Linked DNA regions of Homo sapiens: region 2 is linked to region 1. The links are chromatin loops, found by intact Hi-C in ENCODE. Cell type or tissue: sigmoid colon. All regions are shown on one strand. Each heading gives the region's core, and the rest is flanking DNA. Links, peaks and the distances in the headings are about the cores only. Region 1 overlaps LRMDA (leucine rich melanocyte differentiation associated). Region 2 overlaps LRMDA (leucine rich melanocyte differentiation associated).

Region 1 (16,092 bases), core at 3,259-11,258:
GGCTTTTATTGTAAGTAAAAGCCAGCCATCAAGTAAGCACATTTAGGGTTGGAGATTTTTTAGGGATTTATTTTATTTTATTTCATTTTATTTAGCTTGCTCACACACAGACATTTAAAAATTACTGCTAAATGTTTCTTTTGGGGAATGTGAAACACTCATAATAATAATAAAAAAGTGCCTTGGGCTTTCTTACAACTGGATACATCAAAGGGTTTTCACTAGTAATTTGGGGAGTGTCCGCCTCTGGGTGCCACTGCTGTGATTTCAAAATAGAATTATCTCGTGCTATGTGATTTCTTGAATCATTAGTTTTCCATTTTCTCTTCCTCTTTTCTTTTGGTTCAATTTTTTTAGTCCAGTGCTAGTATATGCAAGACATTTTTTTTTAAGGTGACTCATGGGCAATTGGGTGAAGGGGGCAGTTGCGAAAGAGGGAAAGGAACTGAGCCTCTTCCCTGGGCTCAGGCAGGACCCAGGCATCCTGCATCTGTTTCACTAGTGGAGAGCGGGCACCATTGAGGGTGTCCAGCTTTGCTAAGACAATGGGAAGATCTTAAGGAAGAGATGGAAGGCCAGGGGGGAAACTAGGAAAAGAGAACTCTTCACAACCCAGTGGATTACTTTACTTGATTTAATTAACCCTTTCACTGCACCATGTGACTAGAATGAGGGCATTTTTGCCACACAGAGAGAGTTCTTACCAGAAGCATAACCATCATGAACAAAATAGAACCCTGGTCCCACCCCTTTAATTACTTGGCTGACAGCAAGCTGAAACTCTTCAAAATTATAATTATCAACAATTCGAACTCATTATGCACTGAACAGTACTTATCTCTGAAGATTAATAATTTTAGCTTTATGAAGGAAAAAATAACAAAATTACTTAATTTTCTTCTCAGTTAAAGCCCCAAATTTTTAAAGGAACAGTCTGTAGGAAGGGAGCCAGCCATGCACCACTGGCCCTGAGGGGTTTCCTGGGTTAGCATCTACATATAGGGAGTCCACAGAATGGGCATGCAAGACGGGAAGACGGGTGGGCCCAGGCATGCATGAATTAGGACTTTGACTTCTTGGCCCTCTTACCTGCCTTTTCCCACCTCTAACTTCCAAGATCAGTGACAAGAGGTGCTTGGCGAAGAAGATGAGGAGGAAGCATCTCAGGGACTCTGAATCTTCTGCTGGGTTTTTGGTACAGGGTCTATCCACATGCCAACATTTCCACGTCTGCACTATACAGTGGAGTATAATTTTTTTAATGAGAAACAATTAAAAAGAGTTCAGGCATAAAGGGAAGAAGCACAAGCAGGAGACTATAGGAGAGATTAGGACAGAGCTATCTGGGGAGCACAGGGCCATTGCTGGGGCACTCCTGTTTGATGAAGGGCAACATGCAGAACAAATAAAACACTTCTGGGGCTCCAGTTTGGGCCATAAGGTGCCCATTTGTGACCTCTGAAACAAATCCAACAGTCCTTGAGGTTCTGTGGGAAAGGAACCAATCTCATTTGCAAAGCTCTCCCTAGGAACTACACATTCCTTGGCCCACCTATGATTATTTACATCCTTGTAAGTTACATGTCTCTGAAAAAATCTCTATTTTAAAGAATGCAGAATAGCTATGTTGACAAAGAAAAAGGAATTAAATTAAGGTAGAAAATGCAGGGAGCGCATTGCTGTAAAATCCCTCCTTAGTAATTCTTAGGTGTGAAAATACTGGACTACAGACCTAGACAAGCCCAGAGGCAAGCTGTGTCCTCACTATGGCCAGTATGGTGTTGGTGTTAAAGAACCAGCTGGACCATGCACAGTGGCTCCTGCCTGTAATCCCAGCACTTATGGTGATCAAGGCGGGAGGATTGCCTGGGGCCAGAAGTTGGAGACCAGCCAGTGCAACATACCTAGACCCTACCTCTACAAAAAAAGATTAAAAATTAGCCAGGAGTGGTGACACACGCCTGTAGTCCCAGCTACTCAGAAGGCTAAAGTGGGAGGATTGCTTGATCCAGGAGTTTGAGGCTGCAGTGAGCCATGATCCCACCACTGCACTCTAGCCTGGGTGACACAGCAAGAACCTAATTCTAAAAAAAGAACAATAAAATAAAATAAAGGATCAGCTTCATCTTACCTTAGTAAATGCCCCAAGCCTCCTCTCTTCCACAGTCTCTAGGCTACTGCAGCACTGGCTTTTGTGTCTAGCTCTTGGCTATTTCAAGCTTGTTCCAGCCCCAAGGATTTTGACCTAGCACATTATTCTGCCTAGAAACTGCCCCATATTCCTGGAACGGCCTAACCTCTTTACCTCCTGCAGATGTCCACTCAAATGCCACCTTCTCAGCAACGGTTCCCTCATCATCTTTCTTTAAGGTAACATGCTTCCTGCACCATACTCAGGGACTCACCAGCATATCACCTCATTTGATTCTCAGAAAGTCATAGTACTTATGACTTTCTGAAATCATCTTGTTTATTGTCTGTTGTTTGCTGTTTCCCCCGACCCCACCTCTGCTGCCACAGCTGTATCCCTGCCCCTTTGGTTTCCCACTATACCCCTAGTCAGGGCCAGCTACATAATTTCCAGGGTCCAGTACAAATGAAAATGCAGGCACTTGTTCAAAAGGCAAGAGAAAAGCTTTTCCTGTTTGTCTGTAAGCTCACTAATGCTCTCCTCTCTTTCTCTCAACCTGTCATAGTATTTCTTATTTAATATGATACTTACATAGTTACTTCCTGACTATGCAGCAAGTACAGATCCTCCCAGGTACCCAGGGTCCTTACTCTGTGACCTGGAATACAGGGCATGTGTACCCAACCCCAACTCTCCCTGTGGTTGTGCCCAGGCCTCTGCCATGGTGGGAGGGTGAGGAGAACAAGTGGGTTAGAATCTATGTCAGGGAGGCAGAAGGCACTGGCAAATTCTCTGAGCCCCTAGCATATACCCCACTACCTTCTGGGACTTCACTCAGAAAACACAGATTCAAAAATAAAATGATTAAGAGTCTCAAGAAGATGGTGATGCTTAAACATAAAACCCCAAGAACAAGGTCCCTTTCTAAGCATGATGCCCATGAGTCCACATCAGCCCCTAGGACAATGCCAGGTATGCGGTAAAGGAAGGAATAAAAGAATAAGCAAGTAAATAAACGAATAGTTCCACAAACCACTTCTGTTTTGCTGTCCTGTGGGCACACTGGCTTGCTCTTCATGAACAAGAACATACCATCCATTGAGTCACTGGAGCATACCATCCATTGAGTCTCATCCACTGAGAGCATACCATCCATTAAGTCATTATATTGGAAGCTCAAGGGCATGGAAAGATGAATCAGAAGAAGCCTCCTTCATATAATTTGCAGCCTAGCACAGGTTGAGTATCCCTAAGCTGAAAATCCAAAATCCAAAATGCTCCGAAACCCAAAATGTTTTATGTACCAACATGACCCTCAAAGGAAATGCTCAAATGAGCATTTTGGATTTTCAGACTGGGGATGCTCAACAGGTAAGCATATAATGCAGATATTCCAAAATCTCCCCCAAAACCCCAAATTCTCAACACTTCTGACCTGAAGTATTTTTGATAAGGGGTATTCAACCTGTAGTACAGATACAGCAATGTTCTCAAACCAGTCCCCTATGAGGTAGAAAATGAATAGGAACCTGAGGTATAGAACGATGGCAGCTCAGAGATCTATATAGCTTCAGAGATCAAAAAAGCTTTTATGAAAGAGGTGACATTTAAGTGGGCCTTTAAAAAAGATGTGAGATTTAGTCATAAAGAAAATCCAGGAAATGGTAACGATGTCAGCAAAAGGTAAAAGGCAGAAAGCCAGAAATATGAACAGTACAGAGGTAATTGTGCTCAGGAAGGAGAATTGGAAAACAGCTTGAATAGGGAGTTCAAGGCCAAAGACAAAGAATCATGAAGACACTGAGTATTTCTGAGCAAAAGACTGATATTGTCAGGCAGTAATCTAGCTGCTCTAGGATACAGCTGTCTAATATTAGGTAACAAATTACCACAAATCTAACAGCTTAAAATAATACATATTTGTTGTCTCACACTTTCTGTGGGTCAGGAATCTGGATACAGCTTAGCTGTGTCCTCTGTTTTAGGCATCTCACAAGACTGTTATCAAGGTACAGACCAGGGCTGGGGTCTCATCTGAGGCTTAACTGGGGAAGCTTCCAAGCTCAAAAGATTGTTGACAGGATTCAGTTTCTTGTGGGGTCTTGGGTAGAGGGCCATAGTTCCTTACTGGCTGTTGGCCAGAGGCCACCCTCTGCTGCTGCCGTGTGGGCCTCTCCAACATAGCTTCTTACTTCATCAAGATCAGCAGGAAAAAAGTTTTCTACTAAGGCAGAAGTCACAATCCTATGTCACTTAATCATGAAAGTGACATCCCATTACTTTTTTCGATAATCTGCTGGTTACAAGCAAATCACAGGTCCCATCCACACATAAGGGGAGGAGATCTCACAAGGGTATGAACACCAGATAACAGATATTATAAGGACCATCTTAGAAGCTGCTGCCACATCATGGTAGGATGACTGGATTGGTGGAAAGACTAAATTACACAGGCCATGAAGGAAATGATTAGACTCAATGAAAAAGCACTAACTTTAGGAAGAACAGATATTTTCAAGTGGTATAATTCACAGGACTTGGCAACTAGTTCTATGTGGGAAGTAAAGACAAGGGAGAAAATAAAAGTTCCAAGGTTTTGAACTCTAGTAACTGGAACTACAGGAGCAGTTAAGAGAAAGAGAGAACAGAGGAGAGGCTGGTTGCCATTGTTTTGGGGGGAAAAAGAGAACGTACTGAATTCGAGATCCTAGAATACTATTCAAGGTGACCATATACTTAGCAATGCTAAATTTCAGGAATGCTATGAAGGCTGGAAATCTATATTTGAGAGACATCTGTACACAAATGACAGCTCATGGCATGTGATTGGATAAAGAAAATGGAGCTATCTCCAGTGATTTTATAGCTTGGAATGAGGATGCCCTGGCAACTCTCTTCTTGTGGGAATTCTAGCCTGACTTTTAGGTTAAAGTTATTCAGAAGGGCCGGAAGAGGACCTTCAAGTCAAAACAAAAACTTTAGTATGTCTGCGAGTCTGCCAAGAGCCAACTACTTCGAAAACTGATCCCACCAGGATTTTTCCAGAGACAGAGAGGTCTAGATGCAGGCAAAGGCCCCTCAAAAACACAAGCACATACACTGACATGTAAATAATAATAACAATATTATATTGTTTCTTAGTATTTTCAAATCAACTTTATTAGAAATTAAACCTTGGGATCACCTTTATTTCATTTTGCAGATGAGAAAACTGAGCCTTGCTCTAAATCACACAGACAACATCTATGACCAGAATTAGTGATGATCACTTTCTTCCATGATACAAAATTTTAGACCTGGAATCTGAATCTAAGATGCATTCTCCTAGATTTTCATGCACAAAGTCAAGGACCTACTTTATTAACATAAACACAAATGAGCACACATTTCCCAAAGCTATCAGAGGTTAATTAAATTTGGAAGCCCCAAAGACCCAAATTTTCCAAGTGAAGAAATGATCTTGGAATACTGCATCAAGTGGGAATAAGGAACTCCTGGCCTCCCAAGAGAAACCATCCTTTTCTGAGAAACTCATGGAAAAGGTTAAGGAAACTCAGCTGGCTTCCCAGTTGTTATCTGGTACGAAACTCAGCAAACTTTCAAGCCAGACCAAAAACCCAAGGCATTCCCTGTTGCCAATCCATATCATAATCAATGTTGATTGAATGTCTGAATGTAATTTGAATGAAAAGCATTTCAAAGCACAGAGGTTCTGTTCCCAATAAGTTTAGTCTATATAATCAAATGCATTCTTTCTGGCCCAATCAGCAGAGGCTTGGCAGAATAAAGGACTTTGGTATGAGCAAAAAAATCCAAGCTTAAATCTTACAATTGCCCCTTTGAGGGTCGTTGACTAGGCAAGTTTTACAGTGGTGTACTGAAATGAATACTGCCTCTATGCAAAGCAACAGGAGGTCACATTATAATTAGAATGCAATCAGTGGAATTGGTTATGGCTTGGTTTTCTTCCTGAAATGACAATCTATGCCACATCTGCCATTACATTAATATTTTCTGCATTACTAGAAGAACAGAGGGAGGGAGCTGGGGGGAGGGGGACGTCAGTGTCTTTCCACTGAGCAGCTGATAGAGTTGTCTTTAGCTAGAAGTCCGCATGAGCTAATCAAGGCCCAAACAGTTCACCTTTAAAATACCCAAACCATCTGGCAGGCTGTCCCATGATAAATCTCAATGATAAATGTCTCCGTTTTGATGTTACAAAGGAGCCGCAGACCTGCTCGGTTCTGGCACAGCTGAAAACATACTGGCAACAGTAGAATAGAACTCAGATGTCCCAAAATAGAGAAGTAAATCATTTTGACCTGCAGGGCATAATATATTTAGAGAAAGCCTGATTGTAATAAAAGGGTTGGACTCATCACAGTTTGTGCTCTAGGAGTGGCAATATATTTTTTGGTAATACTTTTCGGTTAGTGAAAACTCCAGCATGTACAATTTAAAAGCACTCATTCTTTTTCTGTTGTTCACCCCCTTGTTTTTGTGAGTCTTCAGGCATTTCCCTATGCCCCTTGTGAACTACAGCAGTCCCCTCTCTCCGGTTCTCCGACATCCTGCAGGGGAACTGTTGAGGCGAGCATGCCTTCAAAATGATTAATCTGCTCGCCTTTCAGAGGTCTGTTTTGCTGGGCCCATGGCCACTGCCAAGAAAGGACACACTGTGACCACCAGCACCAGGAAGCGAAGGCACAGCCTCCAAACTCAAGGTTAGCCCAGACCTGGTGCCGAGAGGGAATCGTAAAATAAATTATGCCGTGTGGTTTTGGAAGGGAGACTTTTATGTCCAGCCAAGCTTCAGAAACAAATTATGAAGTGGTCAGTTGGCCTTATTTATTTCATCTTTTTCCCCCACAAAGTTAGGAAATTAATTAAACAGGGATATGGAGTGTTAAGGGCAAAGTACGAAAGCTTCCCAATGCTAGTGGCCCCTGCCCCCTTCCCTGGCTGGCCTGAAGCTCAGAGTGAAGGAAGTCAGCCTACCACAGGCATGGCCAATAAAAACAGGGCCTCATCAGTTCCAAGGCTCCTGGGGAGCCGCCTGGGACCTTGTGACAACTGAGCAAAGCCCGGCCTCCTTCTCCACCCTGGTCTGGTTGGTAGCAATGGCTTGACCGATTCCCTCCACAGCTGCTGGGGTCACTTTCTGCTAACTAATGGGAAAGACAGACTTCCCATCTGCCCCCTGACAAATGGTTTAATAAAATGATTTTGCTCACACACCGAAAAGAGAAGCCAGAAACCAGCAAGGGAGGGGACGTGTCTCTAAGAAAAGGGGTTTCAATCTCATCCTTTTCATCTCCAGACAAGTTGAGGGAAAAGAGGGAAGGCAATTTCTCTGGGTGAGTAGAGTTGCGTGGCGTGGCAGAGGCTGTTTCAAAACTTCTGGGGGCCTGCAGCAATGAGAATGTGATTCCTCAGACTCTCAGGAAAATAAGTGCAAGTAAATTTGAGGTAACTATTTTCAATAAAACTTGAAAATATATATATGTATACTGACAGTCCATTTGGAGAGGAAAAGACACAATAATTCATTGGCTGTTGGCAACTCCATTGGAGACAAGTTACCCCATACCTTCCTTCTTGTCTGCCCTGGGCCAAACAACACATATCTAGTTATTTGACTATCTTCCCATAAGTCAGTTCTAGTGGTGCGGAGAGGAGACACCCACTGGATCATCGGCATCACCGGCTCTTTAATCATTTCTCTGGCTCTCACCTGAGTCCTTTCCAGGTCACTGACATCTTGGCTGATTCAGAAATGTGTAGAAAAGAGCAAGGTATTTCAGCTGACATTCCTGCAGGTTCACTGGGGAAGTAGAAAAGAAACAGTGGAAAGGGGCCCCTCTCTCTACTGGGTAAGAGAGTGCACGTGAGTGGCTATAGCTGAAAGAATCGCATCGTCACTTTCTTTCTGCACCATATGGTCTCTCCCTCTCATATCTGATTTATGACTCCCGATCACCACAGATCCTTTGGCTAGGCCACTTTCCACATGTCAACCTACTGTTGAATATTTGGATGCCAACATTTCCCCCAGGGAAAAGAAGAGACAAAGAATAATGATGTCTTTTCTTCTGTCCCCCACTGCCTCCCTACCATGTAGCGTTTCTAGTTTCTAGTTTGTATCATCTGACACAGGAAACCCAGGCTCTTTCTCTAGCCCTTCAAACGTGGCAGCTTCCAGCCATCATCTTCAATCAAAACATGCCCATAGGTTCAGGGGGAAAAACCACAGCCCATGGTAGGATGCTAAAGCCCTTAACTAACTCATCAATTCCAATCTACTAATTGGATTCCAATCTTCTCTTTTCACAAGGAACTTTTTGTATCAGGCAGCCCCAGAAAATAAATAAAATAAAATAAAGCAAAACAAAATGTCATCAGCACTATTGTATAGTACTATCTCTTACAGTTATGCAGTTTATATTCTATTCTCGCCAATTCAATTCAATTCATCGTGTTTTCACACTGTTTTAGAAATACAATTATTTCTTGATTGCCAGTAAGTGTTGAAAAATATCCATTCATTTGATAAATAATTATTGACTACCAGGTACTACCCTAGATTTAGAGCTACAAAGAGAGTTCTCAAATAATTTGACAGTCTGGCTAGAGTCATCTAATGTAAGTCTTAGATTAAGGAAAACTAATATGGGAATCTGAATACACAACAGAGAAAAGAAAAAGAACACATAAGCAAAATAACACAAATGGCTCTAATTCATGTGGTGTGGAGGCAATGCACTTTTGGGAATGGGTTCAAATGTGCTCATCAGTGACTACTGTCAGTGTTATGAGGTGACAATGTTTGTGGCATACAAGTGAAGCCAAGCTGCCCTCTGATGAGCCAAGTCTGCGTTTCATTTCCATCCAGATCCCCCATGTTGTATGGGCTGAGGGGCAATGACTACAATTGTCTGCTAAACAAACTACAGAGGAGAACCAGCTGAGATTGTTGGGCTATGAATCCAAAGATGCATATTATATAGAAAATATAATAATGAGGCAATTATGAGAGTCAGCCAAGGATACAATGGGGTGGAGTCATTGAGCAAAAGCTCTGAAAAGTTTGGAGCTGAGGGAGGACTAGAAATATGGTTTAATTCAGGTTGGTCACACTTCATACAAGAGGGTATTGCACTTACTTGCTCCTCCTGTAGTTATTCTTCTGTGGTGCCTTATTTAATCTCAGCAGTGTGTATCTATTCACCTTTTCAAGGTCAGGTGAATGTGCTAGCTTTAAGTGAAGAGTTTAGAAGTAGTATGCCTGGAACTCAAAAGCCTACTCTTCTTAGATATGTTCTACTTATGAGAATTAAGCCTAAAAGAAGGCACAAAAGAGAGGGATCACATCTCTTTTGCTGTTTTGATTTGAATTTTATTTTGTATGCCACTTGAGTAATGGCAAGCATGTTTCAGGAAATAACAATGGGAAAAACCCCTTTGGAAGATTAAACCCTGGTGCCCTTCCAGTGATTAAAGCATGCCTGGGCACATTCTCATCCAATCAATTACTAAAATACAAAAGCAGAGCAGATCAAGGTTGATAATGACATTGTATGTTTTTAAAATTAATAATAACAGTAGCACTGTAGGAATAGTAGTAATCCGCCTTGCATTCTGTTGTGAAGAGCCACACATTCAGCCCCCACTGCTTGATCACATAGACAAGTATTTTCATGGAATCAACTGCCCTCCAGAAAGCTGAGTGAGCTGACTCAAAAACAACACAGGGCCTTCATCCAAGGAGCCATAACTGGACACAGTGTAACCCCAGAGTCAACAAACCAAGGCAAGATTCTTCAGTCAGGAACACAACCTTCTCAAATGTGATACATGTGAAGAATCTTTATAAGGTCAATTTTCATCTTTGTAGAGTATTTTTTCACAAGTTGACAAAATATATGATTGCCAGTGAAAAGCAGAAGAATTTGGTCATTCACAGAAAGATGAGAGTAATACAGAACATTTGGACTCTTACCTCCCACGTACTTGATTACCTTATGCCCTCTGAAGGCAAAGATTCCAGAAAATGGACTGGAATCCCAATAGCCCAGACCTTTGTGCCTTCTAGTGTCCACATTAAAGCCATTAAACAAATGGTTTATTTAAACTTCAGTTTCTGAGAATGCCTTTTTAAATTAAAATAAAATTATCACTCCCTTGTTGTTGCATCACATTCTGTAACACCTTGTTCATTCTGGCTGCACTGGGCTATTAATGGCAAGTGTGAAGAGGGTGTATCCTGTGTTCTTCTGTCTCACAATATTTGAAAGCCATAAAGACACATAGACTAATGGAACAGAATAGAAAGCCCAGAAATAAATCCACACATTTACAGTCAACTGGTTTTCCACAAAGGTACCAAGAACACACAATGCAGAAAGGACGGTCTCCTCAATAAACAATGTTGGGAAAACTGAATATCCACAACAGAAGAAAAAAATTAGACCCTTATCTCATACCATATAATAAAATCAACTCAAAGTGGATTAAAGACTTCAACATAAGACCTGAAGCAGCGAAACCACTAGAAGGAAACATAGGGGAAAACTCCATGTCATTAGTCTGGGCAATGACTTTTTGGATGTCACCCCAAAAGCATAGGCAACAAAAGCAAAAATAAATAATTGGGATTACATCAAACTAAAAAGCTTCTGCTCATCAAAAGAAACAGTCAACAGAGTGAAAAGATAACCTACAGAATGGGAGAAAATATTTGCAAACCATGCATCTGATAAGGGGTTAATATAAAAAAATGTATAAGGACTCAAACAACTCATTATTAAGCAAACAACCCAATTAAAATATGGGCAAAGGACCTGAACAGACATATTTCAAAAGAAGACATACAAATGATCAACAGGTGTATAAAAAATGTTTAACACCATTAATCATCAGGGAATGCAAATTAAAACCAAAATGAGATATCACTTCACATCTGTTAAAATGGCTATTATCAAAAAGCTAGAAGGTAAGTATTCATAAGGATGTGGGAAAAAGGGAACCCATGTACATTACCAGTGGGAATGTAAGTTAAAAAACAGTATGGAGATTCCTCAATTAAAAATACAGTTATTATACATATAACCTAGCAATCCCACCAAAAGAAATGAATGTATCCAAAAGAAATGAAATCAGTATGTAGGAGAGATATCTGCACTCCTATGCAGCAATTATTCACAATAACCAAAGTATGGAATCAGTCTACGGTTCCATCAATGAATGAATGGATTAAGAAAGTGTGGTGTACTTGTACACAATGAACTACTATTTAGCCTTAATAAAGGACATCTTGTCATTTGCAACAACATGGATGAACCTGGAGATTATGTTTAGTAAAATATGCCTGGCAAAGAAAGACAAATACCACATGATCTCACTTATATGTGGATCCTAAAAAAGTTAAACTCATTGAAGCAGAGAGGAGAATGGTGGTTACTGGGGACTGCTGGGAGTATAAGTAAGTTGGGAAGATATTGGTCAAAGGATACAAAATTTCAATTAAATAGGAGAAATAAGTTCAAGAAACCTATTGTACAACAGGGTGACTATAGATTATAACAATATGTTGTATTCTTGAAAATTACTAAGAGTATATTTTGAGCATTCTCACTACAAAAAAAAATAATAAACTATGTGACACAATGCACATACAGGTTAAGCACCCCAATCTGAGAATCTGATATCCTAAATACTCAAAAATCTGAAACTTGTTGGACACCAATGTGACACTCAAAAAAAATGCTCACTGGAGCATTTTGGATTTTTGATTTTCAGATCTGGGATGCTCAGCTGGTAAGTATAATACAAATATTCTAAAATCCCAAAAAATGTGAAATCCAAAATACTTCCAGTGCCATTTCAGATAAGGGATACTCAATCTGTATTATTTAACCCCTTTCAGCCATTCCACAGTGTATTCATAATTCAAAACATTTGTACATGACAAACATATACAATTTTTGTCTGTTGATTTAAAAACATATTTTAAAAGAAAAGAATCTGAGAGCCAGCAGATAGAACAAGTTTGTTACGTTGACCTACAAGCCTTCCAACTCTGTCTTTTCTGTTCCACTGTGAATGAAGATGGGATTACCGAGATAATATTGGAGACTAAGCTACATAAACTGAATATATTAATGCAAATTATCATCAGAAAATAGAATTAGCTGTACTAAGCAATCAATGAGATTATTCCTAACTTATGGTCAACATTATTAAAGCTTGGCTTTTCTCCTTATTTAGCTCTGTCAAAACTACTGCTCAGCTTGTCAGCAATCAGACACTATTCCAACATAAGACTAAAGTTTGGTAGCCCAGACAATGGGTAAATATTTTTAAAATATCATTTATGTTAACAGATCAAGACTCTGTGGTGATACAGTCTCCATAAATCCATAGACAGATATAATTTGCATAGACTTCAAAGTAGACTAAGAACAGTTACCTTAAATAAGGCATTTTACTACCTAATCTCTAACCTATTCATGCAAAAAAGCTTCTTATGACCATAAAAGATTAGGCTCCATGAAAGACAAGAGCTATGAGAATCAGGAGCTGGGCTATCCAAAGCTTTCATTATTTTGATTAAAGAAAGAGTGGACTGCATGAATAGCTTTCTGGTTGTTTTATTTCATGCTGAATAAGGTCACCAAGGGAGAATAATTTTCACTACCAAAAATTAGCCTAAACCTTAGTTTAATTTGCATGGCTTTCCACCCTAAGTGTGTATTCTGTCAAGCATAAACTATATTTACCAGACATAATGGATCTTGGCAGGTCAGAAAATTGCAGTTTGGTCTCTATTACACATAAACCACCAATGGAGAAAATGCTATCAGGATTGCCAATAAAATACATAGTAGGTTATCTTTACTTATCCTGCAGGCAGCAACACTGAGATCCCTTCTGGTTTTCCACAAAACGAAACAAAACCAAAATAAGCCTCATCAGCTTCTGGTAACATTGTAGGCTATCTGTCAGGGACATGATGCCAAATGATCATCACGAATCCCACTCTCTTTGTCTGCAGCTAAGGGCACTCCAGGAGGGAGTGAACAACCACCTTCAAATAAGCTTAAGTTGCTATACAGAAAGAGGAAGACTCCTTCCTGGATTCCTGGCTTCCTAAAATCTGGGAATGTGACTACATTCTGCCAACATGCATTTTAGGCACAGCTGACCTCTTTGGAATATTGGTTAGAGGTTTTATTCCTGTTCATAGTTGCTAAATTGTGAATAATTTTATGAAAGAATGGTGTCACTGCAGAGGGAAAATATTTCCATTGGATGGTAAGTTCTTGGGTTCTATGACTATCATATGTTGAAAATTCCTAAATCTTTTTCTCTAGAACCAAGAATGCTAACTCTCTCCACGTGAATACACAAACAGGCCCCAAATAAAACTTATCACCTTTGGTGAACTCCCTTCATACCTTCCAAAAATCTTTTCCACATCAGTACATGTGTCAAGAAATGGTACTGCTATCCAGGAGTAAATCAGAGGGGAAGGGGGCTGACAAATCTGAATGGACCCTGGCTACTGAGCTGGAGCAGAGTCCAAGGTTCCCCTACCCCCTACTGTACCCAGCATTCATTATTATTTAGGGAATTATGGGGGCATACAGGCAGTTTAAGGATTTTGAAGACCTGGATGGGAGGGGCAATGAAGGGGCACTCTTGGGGGAGCTGCCATGGAAGTATTTCAGCCAGAATGGCTACACAGGTACATACTGACTGAATACCAGTCATGGTGCCATCATCCACTTAACATTGAGTTTTCTTGTTTTTTTTTTTTTTGTTCTGCTTAATTTGCAAAACAATCTTTCAATGCTATCTACCACCACCACTGCCCCATACAATTTCATTAGTTGCATCATGGAAGCCTTATCACATCTTGGCTAGTTTAGTGCAACTTCCTACCTGATCTCCCTGCCTCCATTCTGACCCTCCTTCTACCCTTTTACTTCTCCCCAGAGGGATCATTCTAAAAAGTCAATTCTTAGACATTGCCCCAAAGAAAGTATACAAATGGCTAATGAGCACATGAAAAGATGGGGAAAGGCAAATCAAAACCACAATGAGATACCACCTTATATCCATTAGGATAGCTATTTTTAAAAGCGAGCAAACAAGCAAAAATCAGAAAATAATAAATGTTGATGAGCCTGTGGAATAATTGGAATCATGTGCATTGTTGGTAGGATTGTAAAATGGTACAGCTGCTATGGAAAACAGTATGGTAACTCTTTAAGAAATTAAAAATAAAATTACTACATAATCTGGCCATTTTAAATCTGTATATATACTCAGAAGAATCGGAAACAAGGTCTCAAAGATTTATCTATAGGTCTTAAGAAGCATTTGTACATCCATGTACAGAGCTATTCATAATAGATAAAAGGCAGAAGCAGCCCAAATGACCATCAACAAGATGAATGAATAAACAAAATGTGGCATATAGATACAATTGGATATTATTCAGCCTAAAAAAGAAAGGAAATTTTGACACATGCTGCTGCATGGATGAATTTTGAGGACATTATGCTAAGCGAAATAAGTAAGCACAAAAGTCCACATAATATTAATTTCATTTATATGAGGTACTTAGAGTAGTGAAGTTCACAGATATAGAAAGTAGAATGGTGGATTCTAGAGGGGAGGAGTGAATGGGAAGTTAGTGTTTAATGAGTATGGAGTTTCAGTTTTGCAGGATGAAAAGATTCTGGAGATGGATGGTGGTCATCGTGGTACCACAATGTGAAGGTACTTAACGCCACTGAACTGTACACTTAAAAATGATTTAAATGGTGAATTTTAAGTTTTATATATTTTACTACAATAAAAAAGGCAAATGCTAATAAATACATGGCTAATTGCTAGGAGGAAAACAGAAGAGTCAATTCAGTAACATCACCATCCTGGTGATCTCTCAGTATGGTGATCAAGCAATCATTGGATTGCTTGGGCCCTTCTAATTTTATTCCTGTCAATCTCTCCAGCCTCACCATTCGAAACTTGCCACCACAGCTCTGAATTCTAGCACTGAGGAGCAACTTGCAATTGCCTGAATATGCCGTACTCACTTGCCTGGGGGCTTTCTACATGCCGTTCTCCCTTCATGAGGCATTTTCCCATTCCAACCATCTACCCACAGCCCAGCTAACTACTGTCCATTTTATTAGTCCTTCAAGTCTCAAACTAGGGTCTGTTAATCCTTCATAACTCAGTTTAGGTATCACTTCTTCAAGGGAGCCTTCCTTTATCTACTCCCTGCTCCCTGTCCTGTGTCAGGGTTAGGCAGGTCTTCTGCATATGTCCCTAGTAACCTGATCACCTCCACTGATTAAGAGCATAAACACTGGAGCCAGACTGCCTGAGTTTGAAGTCCAGCTTTGCCACTTATTATGTGACCTTAGGCAAGCTACTTAGCTCCATGACTTCAGATTCTTGTTTAAAGGAGGCAATGCTAATACTACTTACCTCATGAATTGTAGTGAGGATTAAATGAACTACTTGCTAGAAAGCAGTATGAATAATGTCTAGCACATAATGAAGTCACATACAATATCTCCAATTCCATTTGATCTTCAACATGACTATCCTCCCACCAGAAGGTGGTATCCGTGTCCCCTTCCCTTGAATCAGTGTGTACGTGTGACTTCCAAGAATAAGTCAGAAAAACTTCTGATGCAGCTTCTGCTTTGCTGACTAGAATGCATGGGCATGAAACCTTGCACTTTCATGTAAATCCAACTACCCTGAGGCTGCCAAACCACAAGCAAGCCAGGCCACAAGGAGTATGTAGGCATTTCAGTTAGAAATCCTCATCTGTGGGTCCTCCTAGCCCAAACAGATGAATGTATGAACATGAGTCTTCAGATCATTCCCATTTCCAGTCAAGTCAGCCCTAGCATTCATGTCTTCCCAGCTGAGGGTGA
Region 2 (16,092 bases), core at 4,775-12,774, 62 kb before region 1:
AGCGATTTAATCCTGCTGCTACACTTCCCTTGTGACCTATCATTAAAGGTTTAAAGTAAAACTGACAATTATTATTAGCTAGTAATTGGATTTTGGAGATTCAGTATAAAGTTAGGATAATTTAAATGACTGTTGACATTGGAAAGATTATGTAAACGCTCTGAATCAGCTGAATTTATCAATTTATTTAGTCTTACAAAAGCAAGTATATACCCAGCACCAGAAACCAGTACAAGGGATAGTAACTTTCTCAGAATTGTCCTCAGGGAGCCAGTAAAAGCTTGGACTCGGATCTTCCAAGGGTAGCACCCAAGCTGGCATGCCAAATATCTGTCATGAGGATGGGCTCCAAACACCCAGCTCAAAATCCCCCAGACCTTTAGCCTCCATGAAGGACCGAGCAAGGCATGCCTCAGAAAAATCATAGCATCCCAGGAGAAAAATAAAATTGTCACAGGCCAAAATTTTATGATATGGATTTTTAATTACAAAGGCTGAAATTCAGAAACTAAAGATGGAATCAAAAACACAACCATCATTATAGATTTATAGCAATGTCCTCTGGCCAGAGTAATTCCTACAAGGCTACACTCCATAAATACTGATACAAAACCTGCCTGCTCCTTTGTCCAACCATAAGCACCAAGTAAAATTGGATTATTTAGAGAAATGCTTTACAAAATTAGTTCTGCTAAGAATGCAACTGCATTAAAATCAGTAACAACATGGCGTTTCCACCAGCTGGGGCAGATGCTACTGTTAACTGTCCCCTCACCTTTAAATGCTTTCATAAAGAGTAGGCCTAGTTTCACTCTGAAATCATTACATCCTATTACTCAGTTTCGGCCAATAGTATTTAAATCCTTGCCTCAACCCCATGTTCTAGTACATTGTAATCTCACCCTACTGTACTACAGGACAGAAGAAGCCACACTTAATTCACGTTTTCCATAGCTGAGAAAAGTGAGTTTTTATCCTGAAAAATCCTCATACTTTTTGATTTAGTAATTCCACTTCAAAAATTAATCCTAAGGGATTACTTAAGGATGTGTGCTTAGATTTATTGAGTTGCAGTCCTATTTATAAGAGTGGCAAAATTTTAAAACACCGAATGGCTAAGAATAGGAAGTTGGTTAAGTAAGTGATGATACATCCTTATGATGGAATATACTCTGCAGCCATTAGAATTCATGTGCTGGAAGAGGATGGACACTGGAGACTTTTTCGTATGTGCTGCTAAGTAATAAAAGCAAGGCTGCAGAGCAAGATACGACTTTTTAAAAGAAGCTGAAGGAATCTGTGCTGCTTATTTTCTTTTTTCTTTTCTTTTCTTTGAGACAGGGTTTCACTCTGTCACCCAGGCTGGAGTGCAGTGGTGTGATCATAGCTCACTGCAGTCTCGAACTCCCAGGCTCAATTCTCTTGCCTCTGCCTTGTGAGTAGCTGGGACTACAGGCACACACCACCATGCCCGGATAACTTTTGTCCTTTTTGTAGAGTAGGGGTTTTACCATGTTGCCCAGGCTGGTCTCAAACTCCTGGTCTCAAACAATCCACCTACGTCAGCCTCTCAAAGTGCTAGGATTACAGGTGTGAGCCACCACGCCCAGCCTGTGTTGGTTATTAAAGTTATTGTGTCTTAGTAAAAATCCATCCTTCAATAACATGGCCTGTCATGCTGTAGGCTGCAGATTACACTTCTTTTTTGCCAGCGGACACCTGTTAGGTCCTGCCTACGAGGGGCACAAAAGCAAGATCTGAAGATGAAAGGGGAGAGAAAGGAAACGCTCCTCTCCATTTATCCCATGCTCCCGGCATCTGTCTGTTTGTCTACCCCTCATACTTGCCAGTACCAGCTGCTCATACCCTCTGCCCCTCAGAGTTCTGGGCACCAGTCCTGTAAGACTCCTTCTCCAAGCTGCTAAGTTCTCATGACTCCAGCCTCTTCCTTTTATTCCTCTAGTCCTAAGGTTATGGTAGTTGCTTCTTGCAATTACTATGTTTGTTATTTCAATGTTTCCCCCTTGCCTTGCCTTTTCAGTCCTCCTATATCTGTTTGTTACAGGCTGAACTGTGCCCCACCAAAAATTCACAGGTTGAAGTTCTAAACCCCCAGAACCTCAGAAAGTGACTGATGATTGGAGATAGTGTATATAAAGAATTAAGTTAAAATGAGGTCATTGGGGTGGGCCCTAATCCCATATAACTGGTGTCCTTGTAAGAAAAGATTGGGGCACAGACAGGCACAGAGGGAAGACCATGTGAAGACACAGGGAGAAGACAGCCACCTACAAGGGGAGGGGAGAGGCCACAAACAACTCCTCCCCTCATGGTTCTCGGAGGAAATCAACCCCACCAACATCTTGATCTTAGGCTTCCAGCCTCCCGAACTGGGAGAAAATAAATGTCTGTTGTTTAAGTCACCCAGCGAGTGGCATTTCTTATGGAAGCCCTAGAAATCTCATACCCTACTTAAACAATTCTCTTAAATTATCTCAGAAAAATAACTCATACGCTAGTGTCCAGGAGTGGTCGTACAAAACAGATCCTCAAAGATGGGGTTCCAGGGTTGTTTTAGACACATCCTTCACTTTCCTTTTTCATAGGTAGTTGTATTGAAATTAACTTTATTGCTATGGGTCACTGTGGATAGTGCACCAAGTGTCTCGGGAACAAATAGCTACTGTCCTTGGTTCTTATGGCAGTAGTGATAGCTCCAAAGGCAGTGGAGCAGGAGGCTGCTCCTGGGAGGACTAGAGTACTTACAGAAAGGAAATGACACACACAGGTCTTACAATTTCAGCTCAAGTCACAAAAGAACCAGAAAATCTCTATGGCAGCCCTTAATGAATCTTTTATTTCTTGGAGCTCATATGCCCATGGCCACAAATATTCCTGGTGACCCCTTAGTGTCATAGGAGTGGTATCAGAGGAGCTGACCACTTGAGCACTTGAAATCACAAACATCAACTAAGTGGTGTGATAGTAGGAACATTCTAGCACTGAATGGAGAGGCCACCAAGAGTTCTTGTCTGCCAAAATATAGACTTACCTCAATCCTGTCCATCCTCTTATCTGTGGCCTTGAGAAGCAGTTATGTCTATAAGCACAGCCTCTGCAGTGCGGTCTGCTTCTTCTGTGTGCCCACATGTCCATAAAGCCATAGTGAAACAGGGAGGAGAGAGAAGCTACTCTTACCTTAGATCAAAGAGCATATCATGTGCCCTATTGTCTTCCCGTGTCACATGTCCTCCACGAGATGATCATATAATCAAGCATATGTATATGAGCACACAGAGATTCACACCCATTACCTACACGGTGATGAAGATATGAGGGAAACTTGAATAATGGAAACTCATGAATCATTTGGAAGCCTTGTTTTGTTTCAGATTTCTAACTCAAAAAATGTTTCAGACATTTTAAGCAGCTGCTCAAAAAACAAAATTAAGGAGGTATTTGAGGTTACCCCATTCTTCTGGCTTTTTGCTTATTTTTACTCAAAGGGGTAAACAACAAGGTGGCCAACAGATGAGCTGGAAGAGAGGAAGTAACAGCTGGAAAGATAACCCTTTGTAAAGACACATGAATTGTTCTTAGTTAAATTGTCCAGTGTGTACATCTGTACTAGAGTTCACCTAACTGCCCTGGCCATTCTCATGTCTGAGAAATTGTCCTCACCTAGGAGCTCTTTTCCCAGCCCCGTCTGTTGTAGGCATGTTGACTGGGTACCAGGCCATTCTAGTCTCTCGCCACTCGTCCACTCATACCTTACAATTGCAGTTCCCAACACACCAGGTTCTCTTGCCTCTATGCATCATAATCCTCATCTCTCTTCCGGGAATACCCTTCTCTGCCAGCTTAGCCCAGAGTCAATTCCTATTCCTCCTTCAAGATTCAGAATATCTGCCGGGCGCAGCGGCTTACACCTGTAATCCCAGCACTTTGGGAGGCCGAGGCGGGCGGATGACCTGAGGAGGGGAGTTTGAGACCACCCTGATCAACATGGAGAAACCCTGTCTCTACTAAAAATACAAAATTAGCTGGGCGTGGTGGTTCGTGCCTGTAATCCCAGCTACTCAGGAGGCTGAGGCATGATAATCGCTTGAACCGGGAGGTGGATGATGTGCAGTGAACCGAGATCACGCCAATGCATGCCAGCCTGGGTGACACAGAAAGACTCCATCTCACAAAAAAAAAAAAAAAAATTTATTTTGCACCTACTGTGTGCCAGGCACTGGACTGACTAGTTTTGAAGATCCAGCTCTGCACAAGTTAGATAAGAGTCTAGCTCTTGCAGCGTTCACATCCTATTTGGGGAGATACATAATACACAAGCGGACAAACTCATAGACAAGATAATTTCAGTTATGACCAAGGCTATGAAGAGAACAAAGCAGTGAAGCAGAAGAGACTGAGTGAATCTGCAGCTGTCCTTTCTCCTCAGTTCTGTTTCTTTAAAGCCCTTCCCCCCTCCCCTGCCACCGCCCAACATCCAGCAATCCTCTTCACTGGGTCTCTTAGGCACATTCACTCATCTGCTCAAACACTCTAAAACTTGCAGTGAAAGCCATGTTGCTTTGCCCTGGAAGAAGTAAATTACAAAGCTAGCCTGTCATCACACTGAATCCTGTTGCCAATCCACCTGCTGCTACAAGGGAGTCTATCTTCTTCACTTTGGGCAGCCAGTGCCCCACAAGATCCTAGTGGTAACCAAAGCACCCCATAAACTTCAGCAGCAGGAAGAGGTCTGTTTAGAATGATAGCTTTTCCTTTTGATTTATTGTCACTTCCCTTTCCTGAATTTCAAACAAAATCCATAGGTCCCACTTGCATCTCATTTCACTGTTGTTGGCTGTTTTCCCCTGGGGAAGCATCTGGCCCACAATTACAGTATTGAAGTTGTGGTTTAAGGTTTTCTGGCTCCTGCAGCTCTAGAGCTCTTCCACGGGACTGCCTTGGATACAGAGAAGTGCTGATCAAAGAAGGGCAGTTTGGAGAAAGTAGGCCCACTACCCATCCCTGAGCCTCCCTGAAGCTGCAGTCTAGCAAAATGCCACCAGACTAACCAAGGGACCCCATGGACTAGTAACAAATCAATCCTAAGAGATCTTTTAAGGGGCCCTGAACTAATAACTTGCCAGCTTTATGCATTGTGGCTCTGTGCACTGCCTCGGTTGGGTAGAAGGAATGAGGCACTTGTAAGGTTATTGAGCACAGCATTTGCACAGGGGAACAGCGGGAAGTGATTTAGCAGCTACACAGGTGTTTTCTTTAATTATGCACTATAGGAAACACTCGCTGAGCTCAACAACCCCCACTGTTCCCTGTGTGCTTTCCCAGTTGTCCAATGTGGGAGGCACTGAGTAGCTGGAGAGGGCTGTTGTCTGGCTGGAGTGCTTCCTAGCAGCCAAGAGACAGGTCCTCTCCTCACATGTACTGCTGGAAACGGCTCCCTTGAAGGCCAGACCACACACCACTCAGCACAGGCAAAGATGGTGCGGGATGCCAGAAGAACTGTGTACCTATGGGAGAATTTCAACTTCTCATAATGGGAATTGGAAGCTGCTGAGACATCTAGCTATAGCGGCCAAACCCCAAAGCAGCTGGAAGTGAGATTGGGCATCGAAGAATGTTAACAAAAAGGAGCTGGGTGAAGAGGAAGAGGATGGTTCTTCTGGACCTTAGACTTCTAAATCTTTTCTATGGGGATTCTTTTACTACCAATTCCTGTCAACTGATGGGAAGGAACTTATTCTACTTATCTGTTTTTTTCATATGGAGAAACTGAGGTGAAGATGGAACTAAAAGAATACCAAGTCAGGTGTCTTAATTCCCAGTCTAGTTCTAAGAGACTCTTCTATCTTTCTCCTCAAACATTTAAGTGTATACAAATTGCCTGGGACTCCTGAAAAAAAAAATGCAGATTCTGATTCAGAAGGTCTAGGGTATTGTCTGAGTGTTTGAGTTCACATTCTGGTTTTTTTGGTGGTTGTTGTTCACATTCTGGTTTTTTTGGTTGTTGTTGTTTTTGTGTGTGTGTGTGTGGTTTTTTTTTTTTTTTTTGAGACAGAGTTCCCTCTGTGGTCCTCACTCTGGCACAATTGCAGTTCACTGCAGCCTTGACCTCCCTGGTTCAAGGGAGTTCAAGCCACACCAAGTAGCTGGGACTACAGGTGCATGCCATCACACCTGGCTGATTTTTGTATTTTTCGTAGAGATGGGGTTTCTCTATGTTGCCCAGGCTAGCCTTGGACTCCTGGACTCAAAGGACCTGCCCGCCTCGGCCTCCCAAAGTTCTGGAATTATAGGTGTGTGCCCCTGTACCCGGCCTGAGTCCACATTCTTAACAAAAGCCCAGGTGATTCTGTGTAAAACACCCTTTGAGTATCAAGGAAATTTCTTAAGACAGCACTTCTCTTCTCAGAGGGCAGAGCCTCCCATAATAGTTTGATGAGGATTCCTGGCTCTCCCAGTTCACCATCTCCCCCTCCTATCTTTAACACTCTGTCAGGAGCTTTATTACACAACTATGCAATCTTGTTGCATTCTGAAAACAAATTTATGGTTCTAGAGTTAAGGCACTCTACCTACGGGGAAGAACATTTGCTAAGAACCAGTAAGTACAATGCTAGATCTCTTTATTTCATGGGAATCATTCTGGAAGCAATGCACTAAAGGCACCAACAGGTTGCTGTGGAAATCTCAGTGCTCATAGCCTGCTCCCTGACTGATAGGCTATGCGAATACAGGACTGACATTTTAGTAGAGTTCACTGGCAGTGAAGTTCAACAGAGGCTTGTCTCCATCATCATGACAGGCTCACTGGAGATTTTCTGTTACACAGGACTTTGGTTCTTGATGGCATACCTAGACATTTCACACCATGCATGGCGAGGTCAGGATGAGGCACAAATATTTGCTCATCTCCCCTTGCTACTTCCCATAACCCAAGAGCACTCCCATTATGTTTCCAGGAAAAATGTGTGTTTGCTACAATGTGGTTATAAACAAAAGGCCTACTGTGCCTTTTGTGTTTTATATTGTCCTTAGAAGTGTTTTAAGCACAAACTCGTTTAATTTCCAGAAGTCTGTGAAAGAGATGTTCTTATACGTATTTTATTTATGAATAAATGGGGACTTGAAAATGTTAAGTAGTGTCACCAAGATCATATAAGAAGAAACATCAGAGCCAGGATGTGAATGCAGTTTTTATCTATGAATACAGTACTCTTTGCAGTTGCTTTCTTTAAAAGTAAATGCTGAAAATGCACCCTCCCCTATGGAGGGAAGAGGAGAGAGAAAGTAGCTCTGCAATGCATCTTAGAGTCCACAAATAGAGGGAAAGAACTTTCCTTAGAGGTTTTGGAGAGTAGGGAAATGAAGAGTGCTGGTGGTATCTGCAATGCTTCCCATCCACCCTTCTACGTTTCCTTGGTTAACACTATTCAAGTTACACTTCTGTGTGACCACCCTGGGCTGGGCACCCTGAGAGAATCAAGAAAAGGTAAAGATACACAGTTCTTGCTATTACGACTTTTACTGTCTAGTCAGAGAAAAATAGCTAAATCATGGAAAATAATCAGAGGCATTCACGATATGTGATCATCTGTCTCCACCACATGCATTAAAGAATGTGTGGAACACAGATCTCCATCTTGGCTGCATGCTGGAATCATCAGACACACAGCAATTCTGATTTAATTGATGAAGGCCAATCCTCCTCAAGTGTGATTTTGGACTAGCAGCATTAGCAATAACTTCTAGAAATACAAATTTTTAGAGCCCTCTACCTGCTGACTTAGAAATGCTGGGTGTGAAGCCCAGAAATGTGTGTTTCCACATATCCTCTGGGTGATCCTGATGCAGGTTAAAGATCTCAAAGCACTGATAGAGGGTGCAGTGTGAACACTGGGGCTTTTTCAAAGCTCTCCTGACAGTTCTACTGTGCAGCGAAGTCTCACAACCACTGACCAACATATAAGACAATAAAGACCAGCCTCTAGGAGAGATGTCACAGGCCAGTCACTAAATAGGGGACACATTATGAAAGGCTTTGAACACCAGACTGACGGTCTATCTTGAAAATAGGATATTATGTGTTCTATCTTCCCCATAGGGACATAAGCTCTCCAGAGGCAATGGCCACACCTTCTAATTCCCATGTCCCATTCAGGGCTCATCACCCAGTGAGCACTCAGTGCACATCTGTCACTCACAATTTCTCATTGTTCTGAGTGTAGACAATTGTGGGTTGAGCCTTTGGAGACGATGTCTGGGAGCACATGTATACATATTAACAAACCTGCACGTTGTACCCCAAAACTTAAAGTATAATAATAATAAAATTAAAAAAACAAAAGCCCAAAAGGAAAATAACAGGCTAGCCAAAAGGAGGAAAATTCGGGTGAAAACATGAAGCACCTGAGTTATAAACACGCATCTCTGATGCTCATCCTATAGTGCTTGACATTGGTAGGAAGCATTTACAGCAACCATTTCCTCTCCCTATTCCCACCCTCACTCAACCACACATTTCGCAGTGGCACCAAAGCACGTAAAGCATTTATTAAACAGCATGAAATCCATTTAACGCTTCTCTGGATGCACTAATTAGGTTTTGTATTTTGGGGCAGAGCAATACAAAACAGAGGGCAAAATCCTGGGCTTATTAACATTCTGTGCGTCTATTTTGGATTGCTCCATGAGGTGTTGAACTCCACCCCCATTTTCAGTCCCAAGTGACGGAGAAAGTTCCTTTTAGGGAGGATAGGAGGAAAAGCTTTCAAAACCTGCAGTCAAAAATAATAAACACTAGTAACAGGCTATCAATCTCTGGGACTTCACCCTGGTCCACAAAGTTCCCCATTTCCATTAATAAACATCTCCAGGAACATTACAGTTCCTTTGGAAAATCCAAAGTGCTTGGCAAGGAGGTTTTGATTTCCAGCCAGCCCTTATTTGGTGCCGTGTGTGGAGGATCTGTTAAGCTTCATGCAATTAGCAGGCATAGACAAGCTTTGAGCAGGGGATATTTTTTAGTTCATTGAATCATACCAAATCTGAATCTATTTACCAAAAGGAATAAGAAATGTGCATCTGGCTAGGCTCTTAGTAGACGCTTGAGAAAAACCGTCACATTTTACTGATTTCTTAGTGCTATTTTGTCTTGACACTTGGAATTCACAATCAGAAGAGAGAAAGGTTGCAAAGTCTCAGACTGGGCTTGCAGGCTGAGGAAAATGGCCTTATTTGTATCTGTGCATCAAATGCCGAATCTTCTTAATATATTTTCAAAGTTTCCTAAGATGCCTACTAGGGACCTCCTTAAAAAATCAGAATAAAACAAAATAATGCACTGTAGCCAGAAGTGTCACATAGAGGAGATTTCTGTGGCCCCTGTGAAGCTGGGCTTCCCACATGAATGATACAACAGTGCAATGGCCTGTGGGGTCTTCCAAACTGTGTCTGATGTGAAACAGAGTTGAGGTCATTCCTTAAAGAAAGGAGCTCCACTGATCAGGCTCTGATAGTGCTCTCATCCAAGAGACAGAGCTCAAGCTTCCCCATATCCCATTCACCCTCAGGTACCACTGCCAGGAAATAAAAATGTCATATTGGTTCTATTCCATATCCATAGCAGTACGATGGCCAAATCAATCAATCAAACAGAATTTGACAAAAGTATCAATAAACTTGCCTGCATGTAAGCTATCAATAAGCCATTTTATATTCATCTAAATGTTTACATGTAACTAAAAAATAACAGCACATTCTTCCAGGATTGATTAGTATTGGAAATGAAAACAGTATTAAATATCCAGTGCAGGCTGGTTCAGGTTCAGAGATTTATTGCAATGTCAAGATTTCACATAAAATTCAACAACCCACCCTTGTCTGGAGGAGAGGGGTGACTCCCCTCTATGGGTGCTCAGACTGCAAATATATACAAAACAGGCCAAATTTTTTTTAATTAAACAGCCAAGTTTTTTTTTTTTTTGAAAGCACTAGGAGTGTGAAAGAAAACAAGCTTCGATCCAAGTGAAATGGCCTAAAAAATGATGCATTTCTATCTGGCTTGTTAGAGGAGTTCCAGGTTGAGGGGGACACCTCCTATTTCCCTTACTGTAACATGTCCATAGAGCATATGAGGCACGCACATCCCTCCTGGCATATTAAGTCTAGAATATTTATCTTCACCATTACAGCTGATACTTAGTAAATGATTACAGTTGATTCTTGTCATTTGCAGCAGCTACACCCTATAAAGTCTCTGCAAACACTGAATTAGCAAATACTGAACGATTGCTCCTAAGGAAGATACAGAGTTAGGTTCCTGAAAGCCTCTGGTCACAACATTTCTGTCAACTGATTGAGACGTAACCTTGTTGTTTCTATATTTCTGTTTAAGGAAACTTATTTAAGATATTTTGTTGATTCATTAATGTCGAACTTATGGCCCATAGCACTATAACTTATGCCTGAAGAAAGCTTATCTAACACATGGATTTTCTCTACAGGGCACATCATGGCCTTCTTGGGCTTAGGAATACCATACAGAACTTCAGCACAATACTTGGCAGCCACTTTAAACTGCAAAATCACCAAAAAAAACACAAACACATGAAAAGCATAGCACTAAATAGACCATTGGAAAGACATTTGCATACAGTCTGAGAGCTGCAACGAAAAAGCAGTGTCACCTTGTTCAACCTCAGCTGGAAACATGCACATCGGGCAACTCAACATTTCACTGCTTTGTGCATGACTATGAATGACTGAGAAAGTGTGTCATGAATATTGATTTGGGGGCTACAGATTTTAGTGGGCAGGCAAATTTGCAAACACAGAATCAGGGAATACTGAAGATCAACTATACGTTACTTGTCCCATGGCTGACGCGGAGAAAAGAAAATGGAAAAGCATTAAACTTCGAAAAGTTGAAACTAAAACCCTGAATGCTCTCTCCTAATGGGAGACTGTTGCCAAGTACTTTCTTGATCTGTAGTAAAGAGAAGCCTGAAGGAATGCTAAAGACAGGGTCATGACAGTTCTTGGAGACAATGAAATGTGACTCTGACCATCCGCAGACATCCATGGAACTGCCGAAAATGTTCAAAGTCGGAGTTACGGCTAAGACCACAATTTGAAAAAACCAACACTCAACTTCCTATCTTCAACTTAACCTCAGTAAATTAAGGCAAGGATTAAAACAGTCAGAATTCCAAACAAGTTCTGTGTTGCAGGATTACTATTTCAGACCCCAAAAAATAAAAAAGAAGGGAAGAAGGAGGTGACATGGTAAGAATGAAAGTCTTCCTTCAAGAGCTAGAAAAGAACACCTCTTAACAACGGGAAGGTAGAAAGGACAGGCTGGGCACATCAGAGTGCTGACTTTTACTTCAAGTTTTAAGATCTCAAATCTGCATCTCAGGCTTTCATCTGAAATAGTGCCTTTTTTTTTTTTTTTTTAATAAGAGTGCAACTTTCTCAGAAGGCCTACTCCTTGGTCTGCACAAAGAAAATGAACACTTATTTTCAGTAACTACCTTATGAAAATGGAAGGATTATCTCACTTCAAAACAAGACTCTTTTCTTAAAGGGCATAAGACATTTTTCTTAGCCATCACCCTGAGCAAATACAGCTTTTCAATGGACATCTGAGTCATGTGCTCTGGAGCCACATCACGTGGTCCTCTGCAATTGCTTTTGTAGTCACCAGGGAAGCTCCAGCTCAGGGCCTGCCCTCCCACTACTATTTCCTTTGAGAACTTGGCAGACATTGAACATGCTCTTTGGCCTCCATGATAAAACTTCAGAGTGGAACATTTTGCTGGGTCATGCCCAATTACAGAATATATTTGGTGAGTTAAATAAAAATAGTGGGAAAACCATCTCAACACACCCCACTCTAGAAGCCAGGCCCTTGCTCAAACCATAATGCTGAAATTGAATCTGGCTATTTGTTGTTCCTTATTTTAGATGACACCAGGAACAAAATGGAGACCGAACGACTATTTTCGGGTAGAGATGCTATGCAAGGGGATGTTCTCTGAGGGATATTCATACCCTTTCCCAAGCCCAACAACCCAGCCCCTAAGGAGGAAGAGGAGAAATACTAGCAGGGTTGGCCAGCATAGAATACCTTTTCTTCACTGTGGTGCATACAGTTGGAATCACTGGGCCTATACAAGTTGATGTGGCCCTTCTAGATTCCTTACTACCCGACTCTGCCACACAGCCAGAGTAACAACAGGATATATCCCTTGGGACATTCCCTTCCATTATTCAGGGGCTTTCTCCTCTCCCACATAACTAAGTAGGATGGTCCCAGAAGATAACACTTGCCCTTGTCATATACCCTCTGATCCCCTGCCACTTCCCCTACACATCTATGCCAGACAATGGGCCACAAACTCTAATTTTTATGCTTTCATCTGCTGCTAACCGGTGTGTAAGGCCTTGTCTCCCAGAGAAGTGATAAGATTTGCAACTTGAATTTGAGTTTAGAGGTGACCACAAGGAGAACAGACCTTTTGGCCTGCTTTTGTTCTAGCATAGACCCTTAAGTTACCCTAAGCTGACTAAGGTAAGGAGCCTCCTGTGACATTCATCCTAGCCCATCAGTGTTTTTACTGGGGTGTATTCCTAAAGGCCCTGGCTAATATCAAAGTCTCATCCCATCAGGGATTAGCATCGATGCATACTCTTACCTCAGGACCTTGCAGGAAGAGGTGACCAGCCGAGCCTAGGATTCACTTATTTTGGTCTTGGGGATAAACAGCATTTTAAAACCTTCAGAATTTCATACCAATTCAATACCATCAATATATCTTATATTTTCCATTTCTAATCAAGGGATTTGGGCGTTGGGTGACGAGTTGAACTAATGTCCTTTAACACCATCCCACACTTTCTTTCTATAATATTCACCAATTCTGGGTGGCCATAGATGTTGATCCAATGGGCAACAGACAGTTTTAGATTCTAGGAGACAATTTCTTCTATAAACAGAGGCTCTCTTACTCTCTCCTGCAGACTTCATCTAAAATTAATTTTATGGGAAGTTGGACAACATGACCTTTAATGGCCTCTCCGACTCTGGCATTCTAGGATGAGGAAGTCATGCTCCAAACTAAAACTCTGTACTCATGTGGTTGCTCTCTCAAGTCACATGGAATAAAGAGAGCAGAAATACAACTTGGCCCCAGTCAAACCAGATCCCTGCCCTGGATTCTCCATCAAAGAGAAACATATGTGAAAACTCCACCCAAATTGTCCTTCTCTCAACATCCCTAACCCTCTTCCTGTTGCTGTGAAACATCAGAATTTGTCCTTCTCAGCATATGAGACCTCTGTAAAGTCAGGAGATTACAAATAGTCCTGGCAGTTTCCAGAAAAGTCTACTCTGTCATTGGGCACAACAGGGGAATCCACACATCTGGCCCAGGGAAAGGAAATGGAAGATACAAATAAAAAGGAAGTCAAAGTCGGGCGGGGTGGGGGGTGGCGGTGAGAACAGCTTGGTCTAGCTGAGCGAATGCAGACCCAAATCACCTCCAATTCTCACTGGGTCATTTTTTTTCTTTATGTTTAAAGGAACATGTGGGTTTTAAGAATGTTTATTTACTATGTCTCGATTCTCTGCTTGCTTGTTTTGCTCGTTTTAGGATAGCCAAGTTGGTACAAAGAATAATGCAGCCTCGGAGTGACCAAAATCTGCCTTTTTAGGGAGTCTGCATTAAACAACAAAAGAGCATACAATGCAGACACTGCTACTTTCACTATGGAAGTAATATGATTAGTGACTCTTTTTAGTTCAATTCCAACATTTAGCACGTCAGTAGAGATTAGAATCCTCAATGCAATCACCCAAAGATCAACGTTTTGTCTATCTTTCTCCTCCATCTATGTGATTCATCCTAAGAACTATTTATGTGTACCAGACCAAAGAATTCAAAATGAATGTTGTTCTAGATTTAGCTTCATACTACATGTGAGTGATGGCCCCCAAATGTGATTTCAAAATAACTTATCAATGAAACGGTTGTCGTGGTAAGCCAGGAAAACTAGATTATGCCTGAGAAGATGTGATTCTCAGTTCAGACTCTGCTACTAATTGCCTATGTGACTTTAAGAGGTTCCTGAACTTTTGTAAACGTTCACGACATGAACTTTGAAATGAGTTTTGAGGATTAAATGTAATGTCTCATACAAACATGGAATATGTACATAGATATGCATTTTATGTTCTCATAAAACACTATATTTTTATCTTTGGCTCACTTATCTTAATGCATCAAATGGTACAATTATGAACATTAGAACCCTAATCAGCCAACTGGGCTCTAATTTAATAAAGGAATTTCTGGAATCTACATCCAACTGCTGAGCTACATCAAAATCCATGTGATCTTCTATTTAAAACATAAATTTTTTAGTGTCTACAGGAAAAATATATGAATGCATAAATTAATGTCTTAAATGCAGTATGAAACATGCTGTTGTGGTTACCGGTTTATCCATCCTGCATGATTTATTCATTAACAATGTAAGACTAGATAATCTATAGCATGGCAAACAAATGTGCCCTGGTTTTGTTCAGATCATTCCTCTAAGCAGATGCTTATCATAGCCCCCTCAAAGTAAAACAGATGTTGCACTGTTGAAAGTCTTGGGAATACATGTTTCAAGAAGACTCTGTATGTCATATAACCCACAGTAGAGGTGAAGGGCTTGGCTCCTATTTGAATTCATATACACTTTGCCATGAGATTTCATTACACCTTAGTTGGCAACTAAATAGACAAATCCTTACTCTTTCATATCAACATGGCCAAACTAGTACTGGCATGGCAGAATCCCAGCAAATATATGCATAGAAGGGACAGCATATTTAGCCTGATTAAAAGAGTCAATGGATCCAACCCACTGATCAGTCCTTACAAGAGCTTTATGGAACTGTGCCCTGCAGGGAATCCTGGTCACTGCTAATGATGACTATCTTTAACTGTGCTTTAGAAATATTCTTCTATTTCAGAGACCTCTGTGAACATTATAGAATATTACTTATCATTCATCTATCAAGTATATTTATTTAGGGGCTACCATAAGTCAGGTACTCCTATGACTGTTGAAGTCTTAGGAGATTCAAATATATAGAAGTCCAGACCCTGTTCACACAAAGTTTACTGTCCAGTAGAGAAGTTGCATGGCATAATAGAAATACCCCTTATACTAGGAATTTGGAATCCTAGGATATAACTCCATCACATGTAGTGGTTATTTGATAAATATGAGTTTACTTATTGAATGAAAGAATATACAAGTGTATGAGTGAATAAAACAAATACATAAACATTTTGCTGTTAACTGATCATATTAGGTTACTTAACTTTTTAAACCATCCTCCCCCAGGGCCTTCCAATAACACTTTAATTAAATCCAAACTCCTTACCCCAACATAAAAATATCTTCTTCCTGGACACTGCTTTCCATTTTCTTGCTAGCCCACTATACGTCAACTATTCCTGGCTTTCTTTTAGACCCTCTACTTCACATCTTTGTACCAGCTTTCTAGCCATCTGCATCCTCTGTTCTCATCTTTACCTGATGGATATCTTTTTTTTTTTCATTCAGTTCCCATCTTAAATTTCACACCATCTGCCTGTTAAAGGAGTTGGAGTAGGTAAGTTTTAATTTCATTCCATTTCAGTGATTTTCTAAAATTCTGAGGGCAGCAGAAACAGGTGAGTGATTAGGTGTTTCATTTAAAAGAGAGTTAAGTGTTCTGGACCCCACATGGCCTTCCCACATCCCTGCTGCAATCAGATGGACCTTGAGGCCCTGACCCAGATCCCAGAGCTTCTTACCATATATTATTGTCTACATCCAAATTGAATGCTCCCTCACACTTAGGTGTATTTGAAGAAGCAAAATAAGAGCATAGGACATAGGCATACACAATCTAGTTGACTTAAAGCATGTCAAGATGCCACCCACTTCCTGTCCACACTGATGAGCCATCTGATAAGTGACCTCAGAGCCATAGAGGGCTAGAATTCTCTTCATACTTCCTCAATCAAGCAATGA

The links. Peaks named below come from ENCODE experiments on the same cell type or tissue, not always from the same donor. Only the 100,000 strongest peaks of a DNase experiment are listed, where the experiment ranks them.
Region 2: it touches region 1 in a loop (2.5-fold over the local background); 4 of 110 quality-filtered maps call a loop at or near these places.

Annotation. Positions count from the first base shown.
Region 1 is chr10:76,388,364-76,404,455 of GRCh38, reverse strand. All of the region lies in intron 6 of LRMDA (leucine rich melanocyte differentiation associated), which reads right to left. Among named protein-coding and RNA genes, the nearest start is that of KCNMA1-AS1, 490 kb to the left of the region's middle. RefSeq lists an enhancer at 5,462-7,697. In sigmoid colon, for the core only: no CTCF peak of the experiment used is centred there; DNase peaks (open chromatin) are centred at 6,345, 6,815 and 7,135.
Region 2 is chr10:76,452,034-76,468,125 of GRCh38, reverse strand. The region is part of intron 6 of LRMDA (leucine rich melanocyte differentiation associated); the gene reads right to left. Among named protein-coding and RNA genes, the nearest start is that of KCNMA1-AS1, 430 kb to the left of the region's middle. In sigmoid colon, for the core only: no CTCF peak of the experiment used is centred there; a DNase peak (open chromatin) is centred at 8,935.